Regions from separate parts of the Homo sapiens genome. Here all the other regions are linked to region 1. A link is a contact called in ENCODE Hi-C or POLR2A ChIA-PET data. All regions are on one chromosome and are shown on one strand. Each heading gives the region's core, a stretch centred on a gene start or an enhancer-like site at or near the end of the contact. The rest is flanking DNA. Distances are from core to core; before and after follow the strand shown.

Evidence for each region. Hi-C counts contacts between places; a loop is a spot of excess contacts on that map. ChIA-PET counts read pairs that join two places held with the same protein, here RNA polymerase II (POLR2A). Pooled maps may share reads with other maps.
Region 2: a map of CD8-positive, alpha-beta T cell shows a loop between it and region 1 (25-fold over the local background). The contact joins the promoter of ARAP3 here to the enhancer-like site in region 1. A Hi-C loop is called at or near these places in 3 of 168 maps with a recorded cell type or tissue (CD4-positive, alpha-beta T cell, CD8-positive, alpha-beta T cell and naive thymus-derived CD4-positive, alpha-beta T cell) and 12 of 50 pooled maps.
Region 3: a map of naive thymus-derived CD4-positive, alpha-beta T cell shows a loop between it and region 1 (7-fold over the local background). The contact joins two enhancer-like sites. A Hi-C loop is called at or near these places in 1 of 168 maps with a recorded cell type or tissue (naive thymus-derived CD4-positive, alpha-beta T cell) and 4 of 50 pooled maps. POLR2A ChIA-PET finds 5 or more read pairs at or near these places in 1 of 52 experiments (activated naive CD4-positive, alpha-beta T cell).

Annotation. Positions count from the first base shown.
Region 1 is chr5:142,355,242-142,359,594 of GRCh38, forward strand. The region is part of intron 3 of SPRY4-AS1 (SPRY4 antisense RNA 1); the gene reads left to right. Among named protein-coding and RNA genes, the nearest start is that of SPRY4-AS1, 32 kb to the left of the region's middle. RefSeq lists enhancers at 1-620, 621-1,422 and a silencer at 1,460-2,109. Within about 2 kb of position 1,835, at least 34 of the 41 ENCODE cell types and tissues checked have a DNase peak (open chromatin) inside an H3K27ac peak, as active enhancers do.
Region 2 is chr5:141,680,932-141,685,199 of GRCh38, forward strand. ARAP3 (ArfGAP with RhoGAP domain, ankyrin repeat and PH domain 3) reads right to left here and starts at 1,299. Exons shown (of 33, transcript NM_022481.6): 1 at 1,242-1,299. RefSeq lists a silencer at 1,299-1,348.
Region 3 is chr5:141,595,974-141,600,352 of GRCh38, forward strand. All of the region lies in intron 1 of DIAPH1 (diaphanous related formin 1), which reads right to left. Among named protein-coding and RNA genes, the nearest start is that of DIAPH1, 21 kb to the right of the region's middle. RefSeq lists an enhancer at 1,924-1,973. Within about 2 kb of position 1,603, at least 5 of the 41 ENCODE cell types and tissues checked have a DNase peak (open chromatin) inside an H3K27ac peak, as active enhancers do.

The DNA of each region.
Region 1 (4,353 bases), core at 585-3,084:
CTCCTGGGTTCAAGGGATTCCACTGCCTCAGCCTCCCAAGTAGCTGGGACTACAGGCGGTGCCACCACGCCCGGCTAATTTTTTGTATTTTAGTAGAGACGGAGTTTCGCCATGTTGGCCAGGAGATGGTCTCCATCTCCTGACCTCATGATCTGCCTGCCTCGGCCTCCCAAAGTGCTGGGATTAACAGGCGTGAGCCACTGCGCCCAGCCACCTTACTGCATTTTAAACCCAAACTTTAAATATCATCTAGGTCAGTGGCTCTTTTTTTTTTTTTTTTGAAACAGAGTTTTGCTCTTGTTGCCCAGGCTGCAACGCAATGGCGCCATCTCAGCTCACCGCAACCTCCACCTGCCGGGTTCAAGTGATTCTCCAGCCTCAGCCTCCTGAGCAGCTGGGATTACAGGTGCACGCCACCACGCCCGGCTAATTTTGTATTTTTAGTAGAGACGGGGTTTCTCCATGTTGGTCAGGCTGGTCTCAAACTCCTGACCTCAACTGATCCGCCCGCCTCGGCCTCCCAAAGTGCTGGGATTACAGGCGTGAGCCACCGCGCCCGGCCCTAAGTCAGTGGCTCTTAACCCTGGTTGTACACTAAACTCACTTTTGAAGTCTTACAGAAATGCCAGTGCCTAGGCCCCATTACCAAAGATCCTCATTCCCTTTGTCTGAGGTGGGGTCAGGGGTGTCAGTGTTTTTGAAAGCCTCCCTGGGAATTCTCATTTGCACCTAGGTTGAGAAGTACTGTATCTAGTTCAGTGTCTCATTTTCCTTATAGGAAGCTGTGAGGCCGAGAGATGAAAGGAAAGGCTCAGGCGATATAGCAAGAGCAGAAGGACCCAAGCCCCTTATCAAGGCTTGTATTCAAGGGGAAAATGCAGCCCTGGGGCTGCCCTTCACTCGGTCTTTGGGATGAGACTTCTGAGCTCTTTCCTGATAATAATGTTTGGACCTTTCCAACCCAGTTCTTCCTAGCACCCTTGCCTTTTCATCCTTGGATGCCTCAGGTCAGACCCCTCAGAGAGGTGTCCCTACAGAAAGCCGCTGTTCTAGAATGTGACCCATTAAAAAACTCATAGCACTTGTAGATGTGAAATAATCCTGTTCATTCATTTTTGAGAATCTAAGCCCCCTGTGGGCAGGAACCGTATCTGTGTTGTTCCTGCGGTGCGGGGGCTTAGAGTAGTGACCAGCACTTAGTAAAACATACTCATTAAATGACTGAATGAACGAAATCCCAGGAGGCCAGTTGAGTAGTTTTTTTTTTTTTTTTTTTTTTTCCTGGTCCCGACCATCTGATTCTCATTACTTCTACAGCTCGGGAAGTCTCTGCTTTGGCATTTTATAAACCTCCTGTGCGTACGTCGACATTTTAACCATAAATCCAGAGTTTTGGGACTGCAAAACTCGAGGCCAGGGGATTGGGGGAGGGGGATAACTACCCGGAGGTCCGAAGCCCGGCGGAGCTGCCCTGGGGTTGGGGGGAGGGACGGGAACCCTCGGGAGGACGCCCCTCCGCCCCCTGCCCACCCCCTCGGCGGGACATGGCCCCGGGCCGGGACGTCCTTCAGATTGGTGCGCCGCCGCCGCGGCCGTCTCCTCCCGTCGGGCGGGGTGGGGGGTGGTGAGGGACGCGATCCAGGTCGTGGCCTGGCGGCGGCTCCGGCCACAGCCCCCGCATTCCGGCCGCGCGCCCCCGGAGGTGACGCCTTGAGGAAGCTGTATTTTTTTGGGGGGGAGCCGCAGGGAACCGTTGGGAGAGGGGCCCTGTGTGTGTCCCTTTAAGAGCCGGAGCGCTGCCTCCGCCTCGCAGGCGCCCGGAGCCTCACAAAAGAACAGGATGTTGTTGATTTGTCACCAAACCACAGAGAGGAAATGATTGTAAATTTCCTTTAAACATCCCCACCGCGCTCCGGCCGCCCCCGCTTCCGCCTCCTCCGCCCCCGCCCGGTTCGGCACAGCGGGGCCTCAGCGCTCCCGCGGGGCGCCTGCTCCCCGGCCGGGCCACGGGCCGAGCGGCTCCTGGGCGCCTGCGGGAGGAGCCCCCGGCCCGGCCGCTGCCCCAGCTCGCGTTCCAGTTGCTTTTTCTACAGTTGCAGCGGAGGAAGGTCCTGGGCTTTTGTGTGAGCCCGCGCGCCGCCCTTCTCTCCGGGAGCGAATGGGAACCGCGCGCGGGGAGCTCCGTGCTGTGTCTAGGGAGCGCCTTAGCGCGCCATCCCCGTTTAGCCTCGCAGCTTCCCTGTAGAGGCAACAACCGTTATCTCCTTCGTTAGGGTCTGGAGGGAAACTGAGGCCCAGGTTAGTTACGTGAGCCGAAAGTCACCAGCTCTTGGAACGCTTTGGGGGCTCTTGGAACACACCATGCAGGTTTAGGTCACCCCAGACCTTATATTTGTGAATCAGTGAGCGACCGGAACATTCTAGAATCCCCAAGTCATCAAAAGTGGCAATTTACATTGCGAAGTCCAAAGCAATGATTGCCAAGTCCAAGTTTTTTCGTGGGGGAACGTCCCTCACCACTTCCAGCCGGGCATCCACTTTTCAGAAGCTGTTTGGGTCTCAGTTTCTACTTTCACTCCATTTGCTTGTAAGATTTCAGGAAGCCTCTGGTGGAGTAAGTGTTTGCTCCCAACCTGTGGCCCATGTTGGAGTGGTGTGGTCTGTGGTCTAGGAAAGGGCTGCCTTTGCTGTACAGAGTGTTCTTTTGGAGCAAGTAATGCTTATTCCGGCATAGGCTGCACTGGGCTTCTTGAACTAAAAGCAGCAGCTAATGTCCTAGACACCGCTGAACAGAATTCTCTCATTTCATCCTTTGACCAGCCCCAGGAGGTAGAGGTTGCTTTTCTCTTTAAACAGTTGAGGAAGCAGGTTCAGAGAGGCTGAGGAACCGGACCAGCTTGCACATTGTAAGTGGAAGACAAAAGACTCATTTAGTTACCACATTCTGATTACTGGTGATGTCTCTCTTTAATACTTTGTCTTATTACTCGCTTGCGGAGACAGGTGGTGAAGAGAATACAGGATATTTTTGTTGGGTCTTGTTACCTCAACTTCCAGGGAGCTCTGGGCCGGACTCCACTTTCTGGGAATAGAGTTAGGTGGCCAGTGCTCTCAGACTGGAATCTTCCCTTTGCCAGCCTTATGAGAGGTCCTGAGTGGCTTGGGGACTGAGGTGGAGTTCTTTTCACTCTACTTGAATAGGAAAATGGGCTCCTTTAAACGATTACCTGGAGTTGGATTTCTAAGGCTGAATAGCCCCAGTCCAATGCAAGCCCTTCTATTCAGATTTCTCAGCTCTAGGGGGCAATGGTAAGAGCTGGTGAGATGTATGGAGGGTTGACTTTGAATATTAAACGTGCGGTTCCTAACAGCTAATGTTTTCGTGTGCCTGCTATGTGCCATGCACTGTGCCAGGTGCTGTGCACGTGTTTTCTCATTTGATCCTAAGCCACGAAAAGTTGGTACCCAGAGAGGTCGTGCACCTAGAAATGATGGAGCAGGGGTTGGCATTTTTCTCCACAGAATCCCCTGTGTCTGTGCAAGAGGTCATCCAGGCACCCCAGAAATGAGACCACAGTTGCTTGCCTTCAATCATTTAGAAAGCCAAGAGGGTCCTTGGTGCGGGTGGATTTTGAGAGAGAAAGACAGTGGCCTTTGGCTCCTTTGTGCTGCAGCTGTCTGCAGTTCCTCAACTCTGAGGACATTTGTTGATGGATTTCCAGAGCGGACTTCTGTGTCTCCACCTGTCCTTTTTGCTTTTATAGAATGCCAGTCACTGGGACATCCACATCCTGACACTTGGGAGGGTGAACCATCTCCTTGTTTCCATTCCTCAGATGAGGAGCACAGGGCACCAACCTGCTAAGTTGTTGTGGGCACTGAATGGGCTGACTTGAGGCAGAGCAAAGCCACTGAAGTCAGGGTCCCTAGTCCCCGCCACTCAGTTCTGGGGAAGCTGGAACCATAGGGCAGGTCATCTGATGCCACCTGGTCTGAGTTTCCTGGCCTGTGAAGAACTTTGGTCTAGGTGGTCTATGAGGGCCCTTCCAACCATTATAGAAAAAATAGCTTCTATTTACTGGTCCCGTTAATAATATTTATTAAACATCCATTACATGCCAGGCACTACTGTTACAGGCGTTGGAAATACAGTGGTCAACACAAGTTCTGCCTTCTTGGAATTTAGGTGAAGATGCCCGAATAAAATAATTTTATATATATGTAAGTGTATGTATATGTGTATATGTCTATACATATATATGTGTACAGTCGTAGGCTGCATAATGATGGTTCAGTTAATGATGGACTGCAGATAACGGCGGTGGTCCATAAGATTATAATAGAGCTGAGAAA
Region 2 (4,268 bases), core at 49-2,548, 670 kb before region 1:
GGAGTAAGGTAGGGAGAGGGGCAGCCTAGATAGGAGGAAGGAGGTGCAGACGCCCCCTCCCTCTTGTTTCCAGAGCCGATGTATGCAGGCCTGCCGTCCTAATCCTGGTTGTTCCCAGTCCCTCCTCCCCTTCCACCTATTGTCTCTGCTCAGACTTCCTTCCTGTCCCTCCAGCCCTGGCCGCCTCCACATCCTGCCTGCTTTGGTCAGGCTGCCGGGAGAGCCCTAACCAGTCCTAATGTGTGGGGTCCCGGCCCTGGGTGGAGGCTAATTGAAGAATAAGGATGGGGATGCCAGAGAGATGAGGCCTGACCTCTGGTCAGGGGTACTCCAGAGGCTTCTGGACTCTCTGCCCACCGGCAGCATGTTCACATGCTGTTCACCTGTGTGTGCACATGCCCTGTAGCGATTTGGCAGTGTGAAATGCCATCCCCCCACCTCTGCTTTCTCCAAGCCTTCCTTTTCTGAGCTTGCCTTTTCCCTGCTCATTCCCTTGGGCTCAGGTCTCTGTGCTCTGTCCCCCTTCCACCAGCCTGACCCCGACCCTGACCCTGGTCTATTTCATAGACCTGTCTCTAATTCTGTGGCCCCTGAGTTTTATCTCTGCCTTGTCACTGTCCCTGCCCCATTCCATCTCAACCTCTCAATTCTTCTTTGTCCCTCTCCTTGTCCCACCCTGTTTTGCTCTCTGTTATTAAGCTTGTCCTTGACTCAGTCTACAATTCTAACCAGATCTTGAGTTGTATCTGTGTCTCTGTCTGCCTCTGAGCCTGGGTTTCTGTCTTCCGCCTCGGCCTAGGCTCTCTCCCTGTTACTCTTGTGCTCTGTCGGTGACCAGGACGCCCTCTCCGTCCCAGCATCACTGCTGGCCTCCCTCTGCCTCTCTCCAGCTGGGCCTCATTCCCAAGCCAGGGCCCGCGTGCTGAGCCTCGGGCCCTGACTCAGGGCCCGGTTTCCCGGTGACTCAGGCCGGGCTCGACAGCACGGGGCTGGGAGCTGAGGTGCTCGCGGGACAGGAGTGGCGGGGGCGGGGCGGGCAGTGGCGGGCAGCGCAGGCTGCGACGAGGGAGGGGGCGAGGAGGGATGGGGCAGAGGCCGGGCAGCAGGAGGGAGGGGCGGGTCGTGGCAGGGATGGGGAGGGCCGCCGGCGCCGAGGGGGCCTGGGAGCCCACGAAGGCCCTCGAGAAGGTGATGGGGAGGAGTCTGGGAAGCAGGGACCCGGGGGGCGCGGGGGTCCTCACCTCACTACGCGGCCGCCGTCCGCTCGCGGGTGCCCGCCGCTCGTCCGAGGTTCTGGGTCCCGCCGCGCCGGCCCCGCCTCCCCTCTGCCCTCCCTCGACGGGCCCAGCCCCGCCCCGCCCGGCCGGTTCCCTCCGCGGGGCCCCGGCCACTCCTTGTGCAAGCGCAGGCCTCCAAAGGGTTTGGGCTTCTTGCCCAACCGCCGCGCTTATCTCCGAGTCTGCCCCCAGTCTGCCCTCTCGCAGGCCGAGAAAGGACCAGAACACGTTGGGACGAAGACAACCTCAGGGAGAGGGACAAAGAGGCAGAGACCGGGACGGAGACTGGGACGGAGGTAGAAACTGAGAAAGGGAGAGTGCCAGGGACGGCTTTGCATCCTCTCCGCTGCTCCCATGCCCTCCAGTCCTGCCAAAAGGGAGGAGGAAAGGTCGAGCCCTAATCCCCCAGGGCACCTCTCCCACGCCCGGAAGGGTGGCTGGACCCTGGCAACCAGTTTAGTGTGGGGACGGAAGCTGGACATCCAGAATTGAGACTTGGCCTGGGCAACAAGCGCAGAGGCCCAGCAGAGGGGTACCCGTCTGTTTCTCCCCACTTCCATCCCCAAGGGCCCGGCCTAGGTTCCTTCGAGGGATGAAGGTCCGCAAGGCACATCCCTACTTCCAAACCAAGGTTTGGGGCTGCCTTTTTGGGACAGGCGGACGCCCTGCAAGCTCAGTGACCAAGCAAGCAGCTGTTTCATTCATGGGAGAAGCCGCCCCTTCTCCCCAACTCCCACCCTAAAATTTCAGGGGGGATGCCGGGGAGGCCTGAAGAGGAATGGCCCTTCTCTCCTTCGCTAATCTTGCCGGAACCCCGGTCCTGGAGCCTGTCTCCCAGGGGCGGAGGCACTTCCCTCTCTGAGCAGGACCAGTGTTTGGGTGTGGGGGGGGGGTGTTTGTGTGTGTGTGTGTGTGTGTGTGTGTGTGTGTGTGTGTGTGTGTGTGTGTGTATGTGTTGGGGGTGGCGGGGGCGCTGGCCGGCTGTGTTTTCCTGTTTGTATGAGAGGAAGTTGGCTGTGAGTCAGCAGACACAGGAACTGTCAGTAGCTAGGGGAAGACCCCTGCCTCAGGGGAAGAAGAGGGGAGTGGGAGGAAGTGGTTCCCACCTCTTCCAGCTGCCTCAGCTAGGGGAGGGACTGTCATCTTCAACCTACTGGAGCCCCACTTTCCCGGCCTTCCCTTTGAGAAAGAGAATTATAGTAATAAAATAATAATTGCAATAGCCATAATAAGGGCTACCAATTATTGAGAGCTGACCGTGCTCCAGGATCTATGTAAACATTGCTTTGCAAACTTTAATCCTCACAAATATCCCTACAAATAGGAAATTTTATCACCTCTATTTTACATATAAGGAGACAGGGAGCATTAAATAACTTGCTCAAGACTCTGCAGCTAGAAAATAGCCAACCCTCCAAGTCTATATCTATAACTACCATGCTCACCTACCACCCTGGACAGGACCCCTGCACCATGTCCTTTTTTTCAGATGGGCAACTGTGGTGGCAGTGAGAATGCTCCTCACAGATCTTACACTGTGAGGAGTGAAATTAACCAATGGCCCCAGCTGCTTCTCTCTGAAATCTAAGGCCAGCTTCCCACTGGGCTGCTCCCAGCCAGTGACAGAGCTCAGCAGAGATCTAAGGCAGACCCATTCCTGGGAGATAGGGGACTCCTTTGACAGCTGACTTTGGATCAAGATTTCCCAATGGCTTTGCTGAACTTTCCTTTGACTGGTGTTTTAGGATGCTCCTCTCAACCTTTATTCCTTCCCTCTCTCCTTCACAGCTCTCCTAGCTCCAGGCTCCCTTCCTCTCTCACAGGCATCTCCCCTAGTCAAATCCTTGCATTCTGCCTTGGCAGCTTCTTCTTTAAGGACTCAGACTAACCCAGCAAAATAAGGGAGCAGGAAAAGACAGTAAAGGGCACAGGGAGTTTTGAGGAATGGATGCCGGGGAGTTTGGGTCAGGGGCTAGATGCAAGAGTTCTGAACCTTTTTGTGCCATGTTCTCCTTTGGCAATACGGTAAAGTATGTGGTCTCATCTCAGAATAATATTTTAAAATGCATAAAATAAAATATATAGGATTGCAAAGGAAACCAATTATGTTGTAATACACATATAAAACCGATGTGATATAGTAATATATGTGCTTCTTTATTAATGCTTTAAATAAGATCTAGTGGTAGGTTGATACCTCACATAACTTTGATGCAGTGATGAGCATAAATGGTATTTCAAAAGATCTGCAATATTGTAATATGATATAAAAATATATGTGATTTCTACTGGTGACAAAGCCATAGTTATGGCTAAAATGACTGGTTTGTTGCTATTGTCATAATTGGAGGAAATGTTAAATTTCAGCTAGAGATTAGTGAAAGTAATATTCTTTTCCCATCCAAGTCCACTGACTCCAAGTTAAGGACACCAATGCCAGATGATGGGGCAGAGCCACAGAGAGGGAGACCTGGCTTCCTCCCTCAGACCCCACTTCCCTTCTTTGGCTCAATGATATGGGGCAGGTGGAGGCTTCTGGCCCCTGGCTTGTGTCTTCCTGAGTTCAAGCAATTCTCGTGCCTCAGCCTTGTGCCTCAGCCTCCCGAGTAGCTGGGATTACAGGTGCCTGCCACTACACCCAGCTAATTTTTGTATTTTAGTAGAGACAGGGTTTCACCATGTTGGCCAGGCTGGTCTCAAACTCCTGTCAGGTGATCCATCCACCTCAGCCTCCCAAAGTGCTGGGATTACAGGCGTGAGCCACCATGCCCGGCCGAAATTAGTAAATCTTAAATCTTAATCTTAACACATAGGACAAAAGGGACACTAGTGAGCAGAGGAAGAGGAAGAATGAAGCAATGAGGAGATGTGGAAGGGAATTCTTCAATAGCCCCTTCCATGTCTCGATTTGTTCCCCACTCAAATGATAGACTATTAAGCCACAATCACTTTGGAGGCCACTTTGTTCACCAAAAGTGGATGGTATGCAGT
Region 3 (4,379 bases), core at 353-2,852, 760 kb before region 1:
AGGAGTTGGAGACCAGCCTGGGCAACATGGCAAAACCTGCCTCTACAAAAATATTTAAAAATCAGCCAGGCATGGGCCAGCCGCGGTGGCTCACGCCTGTAATCCCAGCACTTTGGGAGGCTGAGGCAGGTGGATTGCGAGGTCAGGAGATCGAGACCATCCTGGCTAACACAGTGAAACTCGTCTCTACTAAAAAATAAATACAAAAAATTAGCCGGGCGTGGTGGCACGCGTCTGTAGTGCCAGCTACTCGGGAGGCTGAGGCAGGAGAATCACTTGAACCCGGGAGGCAGAGGTTGCAGTGAGCCGAGATCGCACCACTGCACTCCAGCCTGGGTGACAGAGCAAGACTCTGTCTCAAAAAAAAAAAGTAATAATAATTAGCCAGGCATTGTAGCGCTTGCCTGTAGTCCCACCTACTCAGGAGGCTGAGGTGGGAGGATCAGCTGAGCCCCCAGAGGTTGCAGCAAGCTGAGATCACATTGCTGACAACAGAGCAAGACAATCTCAAAATAAATAAATAAATAAATAAATAAAAATTTAGCGTCTCAGTTGAGATGTCTGTAAATGTAAAATAAACACTGCAATTCATAACAATATAAAAAAGTAAAATATTTCATTAATAATTTTTATATTTCATTCATATTGAAGTAATATTTTAGATATATTAATTTCACGTTTCTAAAACTAGAAAATCTAAACTTACAATGTGATTCACATTAGATTTCTATTGGATGGTGCTGTCCTACAGCAAAGCAACCAGCTTTCAAATCCTACCCACGCACCTAGAGTTTCCAATCTGCTTTGTAATCCCTCATTCTTAAACATGAGTAGACAACCCAGGATTATCAGACATCTGAGGAAAGATCCTAACATGAGAGAAAGCGGGGCTGGGGGAAGCAACTTGCCAAATAAACAGTATGCAACAAGAAGAAAGATGTTCTAAAAATCATTAATATCCACAACAAACATTCAGAGGAAAAAGAGGTCATTAGAAGTTTAAAATACAAGAACAGAAATGAAAACTCAATAAAAGGACTGGAAGAATTAAGGAAATTCCCCAAAAAGTACAGCAAAAAGATAAGAAAATTAGAAGACCAGTTTGGGAGGACCAATATCCAAATAATAGGAGAAAACATAAAATAGAGAGCAAGTTATCAAGGAAATAAAGAAAATTTCCCAGTATTGAAGGATAAGTCTCTAGCACAAAGGACAAAAATAGATTATTCAAAGGCATATAATGGTGAAATTTCAAAACACCGGAATACAAAGAAAATCCTACAAAATTCCACAGAAAGGATGAAAACAGGTCATATACAAAGGAATCAGAGCAGTTCTGGGTTTCTTAACAATAATATCAACAGCTGGGTGGCAATGGAACAAGGCCTTTAAAAATCTGAAGAAAAATAATTTCCAAACTACAAATCTATACCCAACAAAAACTATCAATCAAATGTCAGCTTAGAATAGACATTTTCAGACATTTAAGCTTTAAAAAATCTGTTCCCATATACCGCAGGAAGCTACTGTAGGACATGCTCCACCAAAATGAGGATGCAAACCAAAAAAGTGCAAGACTTGAAATACAGGAAATGAAACCTAACACATGAGGAAATTGAAGGAAATCCCGGGGATAAAGGTTCCAGGATGACTGTATGTGCCAGGTACAGAGAACCACCAGCTAAAAGGGAGCAATGAGACTTGAGCCAGACCCTTGAAGCCTGTCATCACCATCATCTGCTTTTGTTCTGGCTTTTAAAATTCACAACACCTGGGTGAATCTGACCCAGATGGTTGGCCTGTCTGGACCATATGTTAACAGTTTTTTTCTTTCCTTCTCTGCTCTACTACCTGGACTGTCAAGGATACTCATTCCCACACCACAGAACTTTCCCGCTTTGACTTATTCAGGAGACCCAGAGGTTGCATATGGTAAGCTCAGAAGCAGAAAATACAGAGCAGTGTACTCCCTCAACCTTATTCCTGTTGAATGTCTAGTACTTGGCCCTCACTGCAGGCCTGCCAGATGCTCAACTGTGGTGAACCCTGTTTCCCAGGCCTTACTTATGTCCTGGCCAAGTGATGTCCTTAAAATCTAGGTGCACTCGTAAACACTCACAGAATCTGAAGCTGGGCTATGACTCTGAGATGGTATTCAGTTTTTCTCTGCCTGGAAGACTCCATCTAACAGTGGCAATGCCAACTTTTATACACATGTTAGATTTTTGTTTCTTAAGTTTTATCTATTTCATTTATATGCAAATAATTATTAATGAAAACAAAATATTTTTAAAGGGGCAGAAAAACATTTATTCTATAGGAGTTTTTATGCAATAGAATTAGATGACTAGATAAATGTCTAAAGGTCATTAGCTGGTACAGGAAAATAATTTAATAGAATTGCATGTATTAAAATGAGCTTCTCTTCTCCAAAAGATTCTCAGTGCTATCAAATCTTACTTAAATCAATACAAATTGCTCAAAGGTACAGTACATCAAAAATAACAGCATCAAATATAAATATATTTGGCTGGGTTCTTCTCTGCACTAAGACCATCCATCAACATAAAAATTAAAAGCTGTCCCTTTACTCCCCTTCCAGAGAGTAATTCAAGTTCTGATTCAGTTACCACATCCTAATGTAATATGTGGTAAGATAAATCTTTTGGTTACCATCTACAGGAAATTAGAAACTTCCTAGATACTTTATAGTTTATAACAACAACAACAACAAAAAAGTCAAAAGACCCCAAGGTATTTATTCCCTGTAAGGTCAAGCTAATTAATAACTTAATGAGTTTGAAACACCCTGATTAATTATTATCAGAAAACATAAATGAAGTTTAAAACTTATTTTGCATATCTGGATTTGTTCTTGCAGTGGTGGTGGTTGTGTGTATTAATACTTCAGCTTTTTAAAAACGGTCCAATGGCAGTCTTCTGCACAGAGGCTCCCTCTGTTTGCTTAGTAACAGAATTCAATCTATTGTAAATTCAGGACACAAGAAAACTCATCCAAGAGACTGATTCACCTCTACTTGATTCTCTGAATCTTTAACTTTTCACTTTAATCAGAAAAAGGGCCCAGAGAATACTCAGACAACTAAGCATGGTCTCTTGGCACAGGATGCTCATGTAGCCAAGCAAAAGGTAATTGGGTAGTTCTTAGCAGCAGAGAGGTTAGCAGGGATCTAAAAAGAGAGTATGACTAAACATTACTCTGAACACAGAGTACATTCTACATAGCAAAAAGTGTTTCTAATTCCTACTTCTGTGCTTCACATGGACAGTTAATCATGGACGGTAATTGCAAGAACCATGTGGCCAGCACACGGGAAATATAAACCCACACTGTAAGCCTGTATTTCATTACTTTCTAAAGATTTTGTTAAGGCTAAGTTGTAATAGACAACTACAATTATATTTGAGTTCTTGGCTAAATGGACTACCACCAGAACAGCACAGCTGAATGCCACTTGGTCCTTACACTCTGACGATTCTAGGAGGCCCAGGATCCCTGGGAACTACAAAGGTTTTTGTGTTCTTGGCTCACTGCAACCTCCACCTCCTGGGTTCAAGTGATTCTCCTGCCTCAGCCTCCTGAGTAGCTGGGATTACAAGGCACCTGCCATCATGCCCAGCCAGGTTTTCTTATATGTATAATCACAACACAATTCACTAACTCCCTCGGTATACACTCCTACTTCTCTCTTTTCTGACATCCACCCTTGCTCATGGGCTAATTTAGTGTGAGGAACATGTTTAATGTGATAGGTGGAAGTCTAAGATGTCCCCCAAGATTGCTAGCCTGATGTACACACCCTGTATAATCATCAGGACTGTGAATATGATAGGATATCATTCCTGTGATTAGATTACATTTTAGGCAAAATTGACTTTTTTTTTGGTCTATGTTTTTTTGTTTGTTTGTTTGTTTTTGAGACAAGGTCTCACTATGTTGCCAGGCTGGCCTTGAACTCCTGAGCTCCAGCAATCCTCCTGCCTCAGCCTCCCAAGTAGTGGGGCCTACAGGCATATAGCACCATGCCTGGCTCAGGCACAACTGACTTTTAAGAAAGGGGAATCATCCAAGTGGGCCTGACCCAATCCCATGAACCCTTTAAATCTAGAGGTCAGAGACACAAGGATTCAGGATGCCATTTCTGGCATGAAGGTGGAGGGGGCCAAAAGGCAGATTATAGGCAGCCTCTGGGTACTGAGAACAGTTCCCCGGTGACAGACAGCAAAGAAATAGGAACCTCAGCCCTATAACTGCAAGGAACTGAATTTGGCAAACAATTTGAATGAACCTGGAGGCAGATTTTCCCCCAGAGCCTCCAGGTGAGAACTTAGCCCAGCCTGACATTTTGATTTCAGCC